2 separate regions of the Homo sapiens genome follow, and region 2 is linked to region 1. Evidence: chromatin loops called from intact Hi-C (ENCODE). Cell type or tissue: gastrocnemius medialis. All regions are shown on one strand. Links, peaks and the distances in the headings refer to the core of each region. The heading gives the core; the rest is flanking DNA. Region 1 holds the start of DHRS7C (dehydrogenase/reductase 7C). Region 2 overlaps GLP2R (glucagon like peptide 2 receptor).

What was found. Peaks named below come from ENCODE experiments on the same cell type or tissue, not always from the same donor. Only the 100,000 strongest peaks of a DNase experiment are listed, where the experiment ranks them.
Region 2: a loop joins it to region 1, with 11 times the contacts of the local background. A loop is called at or near these places in 4 of 110 quality-filtered maps.

The regions. Positions count from the first base shown.
Region 1 is chr17:9,788,382-9,796,712 of GRCh38, forward strand. It overlaps DHRS7C (dehydrogenase/reductase 7C), which reads right to left and starts at 3,211. Exons shown (of 6, transcript NM_001105571.3): 1 at 2,750-3,211. The coding sequence starts at 2,903. In gastrocnemius medialis, for the core only: no CTCF peak of the experiment used is centred there; DNase peaks (open chromatin) are centred at 343 and 3,320; H3K4me3 peaks cover 1,538 bases; H3K27ac peaks cover 3,548 bases.
Region 2 is chr17:9,838,063-9,846,393 of GRCh38, forward strand. It overlaps GLP2R (glucagon like peptide 2 receptor), which reads left to right. Exons shown (of 13, transcript NM_004246.3): 4 at 4,433-4,554. Among named protein-coding and RNA genes, the nearest start is that of GLP2R, 16 kb to the left of the region's middle. In gastrocnemius medialis, for the core only: no CTCF peak of the experiment used is centred there; DNase peaks (open chromatin) are centred at 4,120 and 4,489; H3K4me3 peaks cover 502 bases; H3K27ac peaks cover 3,555 bases.

The sequences.
Region 1 (8,331 bases), core at 295-8,294:
TTTTCAGTAGAGACGGGGTTTTACCATGTTGGCCAGGCTGGTCTCGAACTCCTGACCTCAAGTGATCCACCCGCCTCAGCCTCCCAAAGTGCTGGGATTACAGGCGTGAGCCACCGTGCCTGGCCTTGATTGTCACTCTTGCTGCAGACACAGTGGGTACAAGGTGACAGGATTCCCCGCTTGGCCAAATCCAGGAGGTTTAGAGCGAGGGCTAGATGCCCCAGTCTTTGTCTGTCTGTTTGATTTCCCTAGTAAACAACTTGGTGTGGCAATCCCTGCTGCTCCCGATGGCACCCATGGGGTTCGTGCAGGTTCCGTGGCACCAGGGTGTGCAGCGGCTGTGCACAGCCTGCATCATCCACTCAGTGCCCTGGACTTAAGACATGCAGCAATGGGAGCCTGGAATCACTGCCGTCAGCAGCGTGGAGAGCTAGGCATTTATTTAAGGTCACACACATCCAGCATCTCAAGTTACTGCTAAGTACCGGGACTTTATTTTTTTCTTCTTTGCATTTCTTTCCAGGGTGGGTCAATGAGATATAGTAAAAAAAGAACAGTGACAGTAGACACGACAAGCTAGGCCATGAGGTCCTGCAAAGGCTGTTTCCCTCATGAGATGTATTTCCTGGGTGCCTGATTTGATCACGTGTGACTACAACTGAATGAGGTGTTTTAAAAATGAATGAGATGATTAAAACAAACACACATCTCTCAACGATCAGTAAAACTGTATTTCTACCTAATAAGACACAAAACTAGCAAGGCTACGGAAGAACTGAGCAACCTCCCCAACAAACAGGATCGAATCCACATTTGTAGGACAACGGCAGAACGTACATTCTTGTCAAGCACTCGCAGAACCCATATCGAGATAGGTCATAAGACAAACCTCAGCACATTTAAAAGAATCGAAATCATACAGAGCGTATTCTCCAACCATGTTGGAATCAAGCTGGAAAGCAATAAAACAAATTTGCAAGAACACACTTATCCAAATGAGGGCCTTCCCTGATCACATGTCACTTTTAGAGGTTATTCATTAAATACACATTTTCTGAGGATGTCAACCAAGCATTGAGCTAGGTGCTGAGGCTGCCTGGGTGAACAAAACACAGGCTCCAGCACCAGGAAGCCTGTATCTAGTGGACCCACTGAGAAACACACAGATACAGCATGAGAAATACACTAATGTGGTGTGCACTTACAAGGGGCCAGTTAAGAAGCTGGTCCACAAGGACCATTCAAGAGGAAGGAGCAATTAAGGTGTCAGGACAGGCTCCAGGGTAGAGGCCGTATCAGGGATCGCATGTTAGCAGCCTGGTGCAATGCCAGACAAAGGTGCGCTATTTGGAGAGCAAATTTTTCGCAAAGCCTTCTGTTCTGAATAGCTTTAGGTGGGCATCTCTTTTCCAGCTCTCCAGGGCGGCACACTCCCTGTTGTCTTTTGTCTGGTCTGATTGACAGATGTGTGTGCCCTGGCTTGCCCTTGAAGAAGGAGTTTGAGTTTGTGTACCTCGCTCCCTTTTGATACAGGATATCCTCTCTGGGAATTGTGTGTGAGACTCATCTAGGGGCCACTTAGAGAGCCTAGTCTATCTGCCTTATGCTTTGTTTTTTATCTTAACAAGATGCACCTGGGTCGATCACCCACTGAAAACTAAGCCATCCTCAAAGCGTGCAGATTGGCTCCCATTGGGATGCCGAAGAGGCTAAGCAGCAGGCTCTGAGAAAATTCTCAGGGAGGTTACAAACGTTCTCACGATGGCAGCACTATGAGAGTAAGTGCCCAGCCCCCCAGAGGGACTCTCGGGGCAATGCTCAGGACATAGTGGACTCAGTGGACACTTACTGAGTTACTAATGAATGTTTGGCTGTGTGGGATCTATGCTCTATTAAAAATAATAAAAACAACAGCAAAAGTTGCACTAACTATGTAACATATAAAGTTGTACTACCATTGTCTGGAAGGATAGAGTCAGAATCTTGCAAACTTAAGGACAATTACGGCCCCTCATGTCATAGATGTCACCAGCAGAAGGGCCTCTCTGAGGTGATATAATTCAGGAGTTGCAAATGCAAATGCCTTCAATGCCAGAAAGTGTAATGATTGAAAGAATCAGGCCAAGTGTGATGCAATAGGGATGGGTGGGGTGTGTGGCCCACTAGCGTGGGCATGTTTTGCCTATATGTGTTCATGATCATCATTACTAACCCTTGAGTGATATCCACTGTAGCTCCAGGTACTGTTCTAAGTGCTATCCATCTATGAACTCGTTTATTCCTCACAATGGCAGCATGAGGTAGAGACTGCTGTTATCCTCGCCTTACAGATGAGAAGTTTAAGGCAGAGAAGTGAAGTAACCAGCTAGTCATTGCTGGAGCCAGGAACTGAACCCAGCTCCTGAGTCTGGGCTCACAACCAGTACATTGCCCCAGCTAAAGGCTTTGAATTTTCAAAATTTCTGGAAACCCCATGAAGCCAAAACAAATCACATCTGCAGACCAGTTTTAGCCCTTAGGCTGTGAGTTTGCAACCCTAGATATTCCACCACCCTCATTTATCAGGAATCTGCAGCCTCCAAAAGATGGGAAACTTGCTGGTTAATGATAGAAGCTGGGAGAGAACACAGGATCGATCCCCTCCCACCGAGCAGGTTTGCCCACACAGCGCCCTGCCGCCCTGCCACCCTGCCATCCTGCCAGTCCCTGGGGGCAGAAATGGGCACAGGTGGGAGCAAAGCCAGCTTACCCTTGCCCAGTCCTGAGATGGCATCGGTGATCACCACCACTTTGTTCTGCACAGCTGACTTTGACCACAGCCTGGACACCTCTTGGTAAATGAAGAGGAGGCCGCTGATTCCCAGCAGCAGCAGGGGGAGCATCAGCATGGCCATGACTCCCATCTTGTTCTGGGGGACAACGGAGTAAAAGGGGATTGGCTTTGCAAAGAGACGCTGATCAGGACTCCCAGGGCAGGGGGAGGCCCAAGGCTGCAGGGAGCTCAGCTCTGTGCAAGCCTCCAAGCTGAACACCCAGTGGGCGTGCTAATCCCCAAATGTTCAACAAATAGGAAGTTACTCACAGTGTCTCCGAAAGCAGACCGAATCCAGGGGGCCTGCCCTCCCCAGTGGTTAATTACAAACTTAATTAAAATGGGTCTGCATTTTTGGAAGAAAATCCATGTGTTAAGGCCACTTGCTTGGGCCCTAATGGTTATTTATAGCTTTCAGTTGCACTAAAAGGCTGTCAGGGTAAATATAGTGTCTATTCTGATATTCAGGAACACATGCTGGCCGGGTCTGATTTCAGGGCTCTTGCCAAAGCTCTCCTGGCTTGCCTGAGTATTAGAGGTTTCCTCTGCAGTTTGGGACTGAGCACGAGGGATCCAAACCTGGGATTTTCAGCACAAACATCCTTGCCCTCACTTCCGGTAACCCTCGTAATCAGGTAGCTTCCAGGTAGTTTGGATGCATGTGGCAGAAGACCATCTGGCCTTTGCTTTCTAATTGGAGATGAAAAGCATAGAAAACTGCTAAACAGAATGAAGCCTTTTGCAGAAAGAGCCACTGGGAGGTGTGACAGGAAATATCAGAAAGAGCACACTCTTGAGAGTGTTTCTCACCTCTCTGAGCCTTAGCTTCCCTGTCTGTAAAATGGGCAGGACCAATGGGAGGACAAACCATACTGCACAGTGTGGGCCTAGCATAGATCCCGGGCCGTAGGAAGGTAACTACTGTTATCTTTAGCGGTTGAGGATACTAAGAATTTATCCCAAATGTGAAATATTTTCATTACATAAGGAAACTCAGTAGGATTAGAACTGGAGAGACAGAAACCCAGTTCAAGTACTGGAGCCATCCCAAACCAGAAGGCCAATCACAATCAGGTCCTAATTTGTGCGGTAAACAGCATTGAGCCAATCAGGAGTAGGACTAAGAGCAGTGTGTGTGCATGTGTGTGTGTGCGCGCATGTGTGTGTGTGCATGTGTGTGTGCGTGTGTGCGTGCGTGTGTGTGTGCGCACCTGTGTGTGTGCACGTGTGTGTGTGTGTGTGTGTGCGTATGTGGGGGGGGTAAAGAAGACTGTATTTCTTTCTTGGAAATTAGAAATAACCAGGAAGATTAAAAAAGTCCCAGAATTTTATTGACACTTAATGTACATATTAGAAACACACACGTAAATGTAGAGCTTGATGAATCTTCATAGACTGAATATATTCACGTGACCAGCATGCAGATCAAGAAACAGAACATTGCCAACATGCCTCATCATGTCTCTCTCCAGCCCTGAGGGTAGCTACTTCCTAACTTTTAAAAGCGTATATACAGTTTTACCTGTATGTGTATTTTCTTTGCTCAAACAACCTCTTGTGTAAAGTTTTTCTTTTTTTTTTTTTTTTTGAGACAGTCTTGCTCTGTCACTAGGCTGAGGTGCAGTGGCACGATCTCGGCTCACCGCAACCTCCACCTCCTGGGTTCAAGCAATTCCCCTGCCTCAGCCGCGCCGAGTACCTGGGACTACAAGCCCCCACCACCACGCCCGGCTAATTTTTGTATTTTAGTAGAGACGAGGTTTCACCATATTGGCCAGGATGGTCTCAATCTCCTGACCTTGTGATCCGGCCACCTCGGCCTCCCAAAGTGCTGGAATTATAGGCATGAGCCACCGTGCCTGGCCAAGTTTTTTTTAAATAAATTATTATCTGTGTTCAATGCTGCTGATTGGTCAAGTAACGTAGGGTCTGAGAAGTGCCTGTCAGCTTTAGTGATGTGGAGTCATTGGTGACATTGACGGGCACCTCTGTGTGAAGACTATTGTGTGGTTTCTGCTCTCCCTCAGACTTACTGTCAGTGGCTCTGTCATGAGCCAACCCTGCAAGATGGTTCCTGACTCATCCAAACCCCCGGGACTTGATGCTTTGAAAGCATCTGCCTACCTGGCTATTTGGATGATGGTCTCGACAAGCCTAAAAGATGCTCCAAGTTTTTAGCCTACAAGTTCCTCAGAACTTGGTTGAATAACACTAGACAACTTCGATTTTGCCTCATGTCCCTGATGATGGAGAAGAGGCAGGACAGGATGGTGGGTTCTTTGTCATGGAATTATGTTTGAATTTGGACAAAGTTCCCTGGGAGCTTTAGTTGAACTAATGAAAACTCAGATCTACTCAGGGGCATGGGGCTTCAGATTTTTCTTTTTTTTCAATTTAATTGCCACAGGGCAGATAAGGAATATTCCAACCAAAACATACTTTGTCGTCCACAAAGAGATTCTTTCTCCAAACACCTGTCTGCTTTACTATTCTATGTAGGAAAGAATCCTGAAGTTTTGCCTAACTCTGAAATTATGGTATTTTCTTTCTTCTTTTCTTTCCTTTCTTTGCTTTCTTCCTTCCCTTCCTTTCTCTCTTTCTTTTTACTTTTCTTTTCTTTTTTTTTTTTTTTTTTGAGATGGAGTTTCACTCTCATTGCCCAGGCTAGAGTGCAGTGGTGCGATCTCGGCTCACTGCAACCTCCGCCTCCTGGGTTCAAACGATTCTCTTGCCTCAGCCTCCCGAGTAGCTGGGATTACAGGCTCCCCCCACCACGCCCGGCTAATTTTTGTATTTTTAGTAGAGACGGGGGTTTCACCATCTTGGCCAGGCTGGTCTTGAACTCTTGACGTCATGATCCACCCACCTCGGTCTCCCAAAGTGCTGGGATTACAGGTGTGAACCACTGTGCCCGGCCAAATTACAGTATTTTCTAATTCAAGAATTGAGAGCTAAGACTGACCAGGATGAATGCATATTTGGAGTTGGAGGCCATCCTGGAAACCCTGGGATGTGAAAGCTGAGCTCTAGATCAGAGTTAGTCCCAGCCCATCTTCTCCTCTGGGGCCTCTTCAATCTCCTTGGTCCCAAGCAGAACCACTCCTAGCTTCAAATTGCAGATCTTGAAGGCTCGGCACCTGCTCATCTCTGCATCAGAGAAAAATCCACCCTCAATGGACTCCTTCCAGCTTTCCTTCTCCCCATAAAATGCCCCAGGCCCCTGCCCTGTGACAGCTTCACCTAGGGAGGAGAGGGGGGAAAGATTTGTTCTCCCACTCTGACAAATGTGGCTGTGTCATGAGCCAACCCTGAAAGGTGGTTCCTGACCCACTCAAACTCCCTAGACTTTATGACCCACCCAAATTCCCTAGACTTTATGCTTTGAAAGTCTGGAGTTGGATGGCCCTGATTCTGAATCTCAGTGCTGCTTCTGACTTGTGTGTGGCCTCAGGCATGCACCTAAACCTTCTGAATCTGATGGCCATTGAATGGAAGTGGGAACACTCATATTATTACACTCCTCACACCACTGTGTAGAATTAGAATGTAACAGGTGATGTGTACATCACCTTGCGTAGGCCTGGCCCATTGCTGGGGCTGATAGCTTCTGTTTCTCCTTTCTTCCTGGCCCTTTTATTCCTAGTCTGTGTTGGTTCTCCTCATTGCCTTTCCTTATTGAAAGTCAAGCTCCACTCCTGAGGACACTGGACAGGTTTGGGGAAGGATTGGTCAAGAGTTTTGGAGGCTACTCTCACGGAATATAGAAAAATGACATCACTGTACCATCCCCTGGGGGCCTTCGAGGTGCAGTAATATTCCTGGAACTCGTAGGTAAAGGATGCAAGGACTAAACAAGGTAATGTGTGCACATGGTTTTTCTTCTTTCAGAGACAGGGTCTCACTCTGTGCCTAGGCTAGAGTGCAGTGGTACAATCATAGCTCACTGCAGCCTCGACTTCATGGACTTAAGCGATCCTCCCACCTCAGCCTCCAGAGTAGCTGAGACTACAGGGATACCACCACACCTGGCTGCTGATTTTATTTTATTTTATGAGATGGCATCTCACTCTGTGGCCCAGGCTGGGGTGCAATGGCACGATCTTGGCTCACTGCAACCTCCTCCTCCCAGGTTCAAGTGATTCTCCTGCCTCAGCCTCCTGAGTAGCTGGGATTGCACACACGCGCCACCATGACTGGCTAACCTTTGTGTTTTTTATTTTTTATTATTTTTTATTTTTTAGTAGACATGGAGTTTTACCACGTTGGGCAGGCTGGTCTTGAACTCCTGACCTCAAATGATCCATTTGCCTCGGCCTCCCAAAGTGCTGGGATTAGAGGTATAAGCCACAGCGCCTGGCCCCTGGTGTTTTTATTTTTATTTTTTGTAGATACAATGTTTTGCATTGTTGCCCAGGCTGGTCTGGAGCTCCTGGGCTCAAGGGATCCTCCTACCTCAGCCTCTTAAAGCACTCAGATTACAGACAGATATGAGCCACCGTGCCCGACCCTACACATGCTTTTATAAACAGTAAATCGTTGGGTCAGTATCATCCCTTGTCTCCACCCTGCATGTTCCCCAGGTGAAATGCAGGTCCTGTTAGCGGTGTCTTCTTTCCATCAGGACCAGCACTTGCTTTGCTGCATGAAGCTGCTTCTACTCCTTACCTCCTTTTGGAAGAGTGGGCGCTCTCCATCTTTGAGGGTGTTTGTGTATAGGTGGCAGGGGGCTTGTAGAGGAGGAAGTGAGGATGACATGAGATGGTGGGTTGTTGGACTAGCCTGACTTCTTAAAAACATGTCTGAGGGCCAGGAGCAGTGGCTCACGCTTGTAATCCTGGCACTTTGGGAGGCTGAGGTGGGCAGATCACGAGGTCAGGAGATCGAGACCATCCTGGCTAAAATGGTGAAACCCCGTCTCTACTAAAAATACAAAAAATTAGCCAGATGTGGTGGCACGCGCCTGCAGTTCCAGCTACTCGGGGGGCTGAGGCAGGAGAATCATTTGAACCCGGGAGGTGGAGGTTGCAGTGAGCTGAGATCGCGCCACTGCTCTCCAGCCTGGGTGACAGAGCAAGAATCCGTCTCAAAAAAAAATATGTGTCTGATGTGTCTGAGATATTATTTAGCCTTAAAAAGAAGGAGATTCTGACACACACACTACAGCATGGATGAACCTTGAGGACATTATGCTGAGTGAAATAAGCCAGCCACAAAAAGACAAGCACTCTATGATTCTACTTCTGCGAGGTACCCAGAGTAGTCACAACCATAGAGACAGAAAGTAGAATGGTGGGTGCCAGGTGCTGAAGGAAGGAAGGATGTGAAGTTCGTATGGAGTTTCAGTTTTGCAAGATGAGAAGTTTTGTGGATGGATGATGGTGATAGTTACACAAAAATGATTAAGGTGGTAAATTTTATGTTTTGTGTATTTTACTACAATTACAAAAATGGAAAAGACGGTCTTACCTCCTTTGAAGAGACAATCCCGGTATAAGACGATGCCGTCCACGTGATTCAAA
Region 2 (8,331 bases), core at 133-8,132, 50 kb after region 1:
CCAAGAAGCATGAGAATGTGAGATTTTAGGGAGGGTGGAAGAGATAACTCGCTGGATCGGAGGACTCTGAATGACTCAGGCACAGTACCCCTGGGAGCAGCTCAGTGAGGGAAAAGAGCACTGGGTGTGGAGTCAGGAGCCCCGAGGTCAGACCCAGTCCCTCTGTTTTACACTTTGGAGACTTTGGGCAAATTCCCACAGCCCCCTGAGCTTCCACTTCCTCATCTATGAAGGGAAGGAGAGTTGCTAATTCTGAAGGTCACTCCGAGGAGTCAATGAGAAGGCACTCACAGGGTGCGTCGCACAGCTGCCGCTTGGTCCGCGGGAGCTGAAGCTGAATCCAGGGAGGAGCCCCTTGGATTCCTTCAAGTCTAGAGGCCCCAAACACCTGGACTTCTCAGTAGCATGTGGAGCCGATCCCTACTTCTCTGCTCACTGTCTACCTGTCCCTCTCTGCTCACTGTCTACCTGTCCCTTTCCAAGAGCTAAAAACACAGATCCATTCCACTGTAAGAGAAAATGAAGTGTTCAAAAAGCCACATTTACAAAGAAGTTAAATTAAAGCCTCTTTAAAAAAAAAATAGGTTTTGGGCTTCTGGAATGTGAAGGGAGTGTGATTTGCAAGAGGTGGGAAGTTACTCTTCCACCCGCCATTCTGTGCATTAAATCTTTAGAATCCAAATGGATCCCTGCAGTGAAGAGAATGTGGAGACCGTGGAAGGGCGCAGAGGAGAACATGTGCAAATGCACAGAGTGGAGGAGAGTCCCTGTGAGATGGGAGAGAGGAAGGAGCTTGGTAATATCAGAAGAGGGAGCGCCTGGCGCCTGTAGTCCCAGCTACTCCGGAGGCTGAGGCAGGAGAATGGCGTGAACCCGGGAGGCGGAGCCTGCAGTGAGCCCACATTGCACCACTGAGCGCCTGATGGCAAACAGAAGCTGTAACTGACGACTGAGGCTGGGGGCTGATGACGAAGGAAGCTGGGTGTTAGTCACTAGGGTTTCAAGCTTTCTTCTGTAGAGGAAGATTATGTGGAGTCCCAGAAGGTGTTAAGGCATAAAAATGGAGCACAAGTTGTAGTCTGGGAGAATGACATTGAGAGCATGCAGCTATTGGACACAGGAATGGAGGAACCAAGGAGGAGAGTGGGGAAACTACTGCAGTGTCCCAGAAAACAGCATGCTAAGGGTCTGGATTCTGGCAAGGGCAAGAGGGCAGAGAGAAGGAGAAAGATTAAAGTGTTGGAGGCAGAATGCTCAAGACTTGTCATCAATTGGAGTAGAAACTGAGGGACAGGGAGGAGTAGAAAATGGAGGAGAGGAAAACAAACTCCTCTTCCTTCTCCTCCTCCTCCTTCTCCGCCTCTCTTCCCCATCTAAGGAATGGTCTCAGGGTCCACCTGGCCCCACCCAAGCCCACATCTCAACCAGTGGGTAGCCAGGTCTTCCATCTCCTCCTCCCCTCCATCCCTCACTGCTGTGGGCTCACCAGCACCCTCTGCTGCTTCTCCATGGCCTCCTCTCCAGTCCCTGCCTCAGATCTGGCCCCCTCCAGGCACCTTTGGAAAAGCTTTCTAAAATATCATTCACATTCTGTCTCCCCAGCATCACGACTCCTACAAATGGCATGCAAGACCTCCTGCTGCCTGGCCCTGCTGACCTCGTTAGCACTCTCCCCCACGTTCAGGGTTCCCTGCACTCCAGCCCAATGAGCAACTCCCAGGCTCTGCACCTGGTCCAGCTCTTGCCACTCAGTACCTTGGCTCGCACACCTGCCCAGGAGGCCTCCTCACAGGCTCTGGCCATGCTCCTCTGCCTATAAAGCCCCTTGTAATTCTCAGCTCAATCCTTTCCTCCTTCTAGAAGATTTCTCAGACCTCTCCCCTCAACTACAGACCTCTCCCCTCTGCCTTTCTGAAGCCTCTTTTTTTTTTTTTTTGGAGACAGAGTCTTGCTCTGTTGCCCAGGCTGGAGTGTGCCGATCTTGGCTCACTGCAACCTCTGCCTCCTGGGCTCAAACAATTCTCCTGCCTCAGCCTCCCAAGTAGCTGGGATTACAGGCACACATCACCATACCAAGCTAATTTGTGTATTTTTAATAGAGACAGGGTTTCACTATGTTGGCCAGGCTGGTCTCGAACTTCTGACCTCGTGAACCTCCCGCCTTGGCCTCCCAAAATGCTGGGATTACAGGCGTGAGCCACCGCACCCGGCCTCTGAGGCCTCTTCTATACCTGTGCAGTCTTCTGTCTTAGCATTTATAATCGTTTACGGCGATTTTTCTTTGCACTCCCCCAGCCAGAGCTGAGCCCTATTTGTATCTTTGCATTCCCAGCACAAAGCATTATGGCTAGTACAGACAATGCAAGTGTCAAGTGACATTCTTACCATTCACTCATTCAACTAATATTTATGAAGCACCTGTTGTATGCCATGCATTATTTTTAAGTGCTTGGGATATATTAGTGACAAAAACCGAGTAAGATCTCTCTCCTCGTGGGGCTTACATTCTTGCAGGAGAGACAGACAATTATCAATAAGCATCATAAATAAGTGCAGACTATGTTTGAATGTGATCTATGTTAAACAAGATGGGGAAGGGAAGGGATGGGATGGTTGGAGTGGGGTGATGTGTTGCACCTGTAAACTGGGTAGTTAAGGAAGTCTTCGATGGCAAGGTGACATTTTGGTGAAGATGTAGAAAAGGTAAAGGTTTTAGAGGGAGGGTGTTCAGGAGGGAAGGAGACAGCAGGTCAATGGCGCTCTATGCGGGGACCATGCCTGGCCTGTTCCATGAAGAGAAGTAGGCAGATGTGGCTGTGGTGAAGAGGGGAGAGAAGCAACAGGTTACAACAGAGAGTTACGGGCCAGATCTTAGGGGGCTTCGTGAAAGGCCAGAAGACTTTTTCTCAGAAAGCCCTTGGAAGATTTGGAGAGAAGCATGACATGGTGTGGCTAATTTTTTTTTTTTTTTTGAGACAGAGTCTCCCTCTGTCACCCAGGCTAGAATGCAATGGCGTGATCTCAGCTCACTGCAACCTCTGCCTCCCAGGTTCAAGCAATTCTCCTGCCTCAGCCTCCCTAGTAGCTGGGACTACAGGAGCTCGCTACCATGCCTAGCTAATTTTTTTTTTTTTTTTGTATTTTTAGTAGAGACAGGGTTTCACCATGTTGGCCAGGCTGGTCTCGAACTCCTGACCTCAGGTGATCCACCCACCTCGACCTCCCAAAGTGCTGGGGTTACAGGCGTGAGCCACCACGCCTGGCCTGTGTGGCTGATATTTTATTCAGCTTGCTCTGACTGCTGGGTTGCCCACAGATGTGAGGGGCAGGACTGTCAGAGGAGTCCCATCTCCCGGTGGGAGGTGATGGTTCCACAGGATGGAAGCAGGAGGTGAAAGTGGCAGTCAGATTCTGGGTACAGATGAAGGCAGGGATGACAGATTAGCTAGAGGACCTGAGGAAGGCTATGAGAGACAGAAGGGGAGGGTGACTCTGAAGTTTAGGGCCGGGGGATTGGAAGGACGGGTTTGCCATCCACTGAGGTGGTAAAATAGGTGGGTGGAGCAGATTTTGAAAAGAAGAAAAAGGGTGTGGTTTGGAGTGTGTTGTTTGAGATGTCAATTAGACACCCTACCTAGCAAAGCTGTCAGGGGAGTAGGGGGCTATACCCTTTGGTTGTCCATTCATTGAATTCAGCATATAGTTACTGTTGGCCCATGATATGCAGGGCCAGGACTAGGAAGGACCAACAGATTTCGACTTCTCGTTTGCAAGCTCAGCCTCTAATCCTCCAGGTGGAGGACCTTCTGGGAGAGTCTCCTGGGATAGATGTGACTGAGTCACAATGGCAGTCTGTATGCGCAGAGGGATTTTTCTCATCATTTTCACATACACTTTCATTTAATCCTTTCCCAAATCATGGAGAGTTGGTACCAATTATTATCCCCAGTTCCTGATGAAAACAGAGGAAGGCTTAGAGGTTAGGAGAGCTAGGCCCAGGACACACTCATGCATGGATGGCGCATCCGGCTTCAGCCCCAGTCTGTCAGCCACGTGCCCACCACTTTCTCTTCTGCATGGCATGAGCCTCAGGAAGAGATGCCCCACCTAGCAAGCATCAGGAGCCCAGATTGGCATCTCCCAGCTGGGCTGAACCTTGGAGGGCTTATAACATCACTGAGTCACCAGAGGCTGTTCTAACTCCAGAGACTTTGGGTAAACACAGCAGACATTAGCAGACCATGGTGTGTTACAAAATTGAGAAGCTTCCATGTTTTCCTTTCCATCCCAAATAAACAGTGAGGATGTTAATGAGCCCCCAAAAGGGGAAATGAAAATCCCTTCTCCCTGGGATTTTCCACAGCTCTGTGGCATGCTCAGGGGAACGGGCTGTGTGTTCTGACCTTTCCTCCAGAGCTTTGTTTACTTTCAGAGAGCTCAGGAAGGGCCTACAGACACTGCTTGGCTCAGGGGACTTGGCAGACGATAGAGAACGCCACGGATATTTGGCAGGATGACTCCGAATGCTCCGAGAACCACAGCTTCAAGCAAAACGTGAGTTTGCTCAGCTCAGTGAGGAGGCATCCAGGGTCCAAACCACCCTCCTTCGGGACACCCCAGTGGCCTGCTGGCTCCAGGGGCCACACAAAGAGGCTTCTCCAGCGCCTCTCCCCGGGGAAGCTAAGGAAGGTCCCGCAAAGCAGCAACCCTTGTGGCGGCCATGGAATTTCTTCCACTACTAGGCTGACATGCAAAATCCTAAGAGAAGTCAGTCTTCCAGGATTGATCCTGGCATTTGTGCTTGCTGTTCCCCGTGCCTGGAGCACCTGTCCCAGCTCCCCTGTGGCTGGCTCCTTCTCACCATCCAGGGTTCAGTCCAAATATCTCCTTCAAAGAGAGATCTTCCAGGGTCACCTAATCCAGAGAGTGCCCTCTATGGTTGCCACATCCCCCCGACCCACCACCCACCACCCCCCACTTCGACTCCTTTATGGCACCTGCCCCTCCCTGAAATTCTCACTGTTGCTTATTTGTTATCTAGCCCTCTCATCAGAATGTAGATCCACTGGTGACAGGGGACTTGTGTGCCTCGAGGGAGTGGCATAGCACAGGGTCTAGGGTCAGGCAGCCCTATTTCCATTCCAAATAGTAAGAATGTTAATAAGCCCCCAAAAGGGGAAACGAAACGTCCCTTATCCTTGGGATTTTCCACAGCTCTGTGGCATGCTCAGAGGAACAGTCTGTGTATTCATATCCAGACTCTGCTCTTCCCGGCTGTGAACCTGGTGCAAGTTACCTCATCTTCTTGGGCCTCTGCTTCCTCATTCATGCCACAGGGATCATATTTGCTACATGTGACGTTGTGAGGATTTAGTCATCAGACATCAGTTTCTTAGGAGAAAACCTGGTACACGGTCAGCATGGTCTATGCAGGCACTCCTGCCCTATCCCCAGGGTCTACCACAGTAACTGGTCCGCAAGTCCCCATGGCTTCCCAGGAAAGGTTTTTTGGATGAACAAACAAATCCATGCTTCAGACTTCTCTCCACATGTGTTCTTTCCAGAATCCTTCTGCACCATACTTTCTCGTTGGACTCTTGCTCTTCTCCCTGAGGACCTCCTGTTTGTCCAACATCTGCTCACTTTCCTTCAAAGTGCAATGCAAGAGGCTGCACAAAGCGGAGGAACAGGTGTTTGGGGATCAGACAGATATCTACGGCCACACCTTGGTTTCTTTCATTCCGATGGTCAGGCCACAAACAGTAATGAAGCATATACGATGGGTTAGGTTTTTGCACCAGGCACTGGGAATAAACAGGGGATAGCACGTGGATACTGCCTCCAGGGAGCTCAGAGTCTTGTGATCTTGTGAGGCATAGGGACAGTGTGATCGTTGCTGGGAGGGAAGTGTCAGATGCCCAGGGTCATGGAGGATGGGGAAACTGATGCAGACAGGGGACCAGGAAGGCTGCTCAAGCCTAGCCCTGCAGGGTGAGAAGGAGATGGCCATAGTAAGAGAGAGAGCAAAAGGGAGAAACACACCTAGGGTCAAAGAGCTCACGGGGCTCTGGGGCCACCTTGAGTGCTGCTGGGCAGGTGAGGTAGGGCCTGAGGAGGACACAGGTGGAGGTAGAGGCCTCGGGAGAGGTAGGTGGTGAAGGCCTCCTGTGCCCGGTGAAGGACTTAGGACTTTGTATATTGAAGTAGGAGAGGGACATAACTAACTTATGTGTTGACAGATTTGTCCTGGCAGATTGGAGAGGAGTGAACTTGTCAACACATGAGTTAGTTATGGAGATCGGAGACTGGGGCCATGCTGGAGGCAGAAGGCAGGGACAACAGGCAGGAACCGTGGCAGCAACTCAGGCCGGATAGGAAGAGAGCGCCCAGGGGTGGAAGAAGAGGGAGGGTGGACTCATAGGTTTACCGAGGAGCAAAACGGTAGGACCTGGCTGGTGCTGGAGGCTGTGAGAGGGTAGAGCCAAGGACAACAAGATCGCAGGCTTCTGGCTTGGACCCTTGAGGAGACTTAAAAATGCCCCTCCCTGAGAAGGATACAGGGAGAGGCCTTGCCCTTTGGATTCTCAATATTTTACTACCTAATTCTTTTTTTTTTTTTTTTTTTTTTTTTTTTTTTTTTTTTTGTGAGGCAGAGTCTCGCTCTGTCACCTAGGCTGGAGTGCAATGGCATGATCTTGGCTCACTGCAACCTCTGCCTCCCGGGTTCAAGCAATTCTCCTGCCTCAGCCTCCCAAGTACCTGGGACTACAGGTGCGTGCCACCACGCCCGTCTAATTTTTATATCTTTAGTAGAGACGGGGTTTCACCATGTTGTCCAGGCTGGTCTCGAACTCCTGACCTCAGGTGATCCACCCGCCTTGGCCTCCCAAAGTGCTGGGATTACAGGCATGGGCCACCGTGCCTGGTCCTTTCTACCTAATTCTGTGCCCTAATTTGAACCTGCAAAACACCCCCACTCTCCGCCACTCCCAAGTTGTGGCTTTTTTTTTTTTTGAGATAGAGTCTGTCTCTGTTCCCCAGGGTGGAGTGCAGTGACGCGATCATGGCCCACCACAGCCTCCACCTTCCAGGCTCAAGTGATCCTCCCACCTCAGCCTCCTGAGTAGCTGGGACTACAGGTGCACACCACCACATCTGGTATTTTTTGTAGAGACAGGGTTTCACCATATTGCCCAGGCTGAATTGTGGCTTTATTTCATGATTTAGTTGGAATTCTTTAGCTCTCTAAAGTCATTTAAATATTATCCCATTAAATGTTAAAGATATTCTATACAATAAAGTCTGGGGACAGGGGAAGGCAAGGAGTTCAGTTTTAGAAACACTATTCTTGTCACGGGAGCCACCTAGCCTCTCTGCAGGCATCGTAAGATGGGGTTGAAAATACCCGCTTTGCAGGCTTAGTTGTGAGGCTTCAGAGGGCAATGAATGTGGAGTGATTCATCCACCTCCTGGCACACAATAGGCATTTGATAGTTGTGATTATTGCGTTTCTTTTCTTTTCAGACTATCTTCCCTGGACCCTACAAACACTTCTCTCCCTCCCTGGCCTCTCTGGTTCAGTCCTAGGGCTGTGATCATAGTTCACTTGTCATTGTGAGTTTTTTGGTGTCTGTGATGGTAGCTTTTCTGCATTGGCTATTTGGTTGGATTTATGTGTGTGTGTGCGTGTGTGTGTGTGTGTGTGTGTGTGTAATATTTCATTTGACTTTCAAAAGCCAAAAACCTAGCTTTTTGTTAAGTTATTAAGGTCAATGCTATTTCATATAGTTTTTTATTCTATTTATAAATCTAGTAAGTTAGTCTACTTTCGTAGAGGTCTCTGATTAATTTTTGTTGACACAAACAAGTTATTTACATATCCTTTTACATTTTAAGCTGCGCTATTACATTTGATATGCTTTAGACATTTAAACTATGTTAAATAATTGTTATAATAAGAAAATCTTTCTTATTTTAAAATAATTCTAGTTCATCGAATACATCAACTTTATATGTTGAGTCTTAAATTTTCCTAAATATGTCAATACTGTTTTCATCACGGTTTCAACTTAAAGTTGAAAATCAAGTACGCTTTGATGTATTTCATATTGGAAGCTTAATACTAACCTATTAGGTCCTCTAATATGTCATATTCTCTAAATAATACCAATTGCATACAGATTGTGCAAGTAATTTAAAAAACTGCTATATGAGGGATAGACCAAGGGGTAGATATGGGGCGATACCACATAAAGTTTAATGTTTGTTAGAGGCCAGCTGCAGTAGCTCAGGCCTGTAATCCCAGCGCTTTGGGAAGCTGAAGTGGGAGGG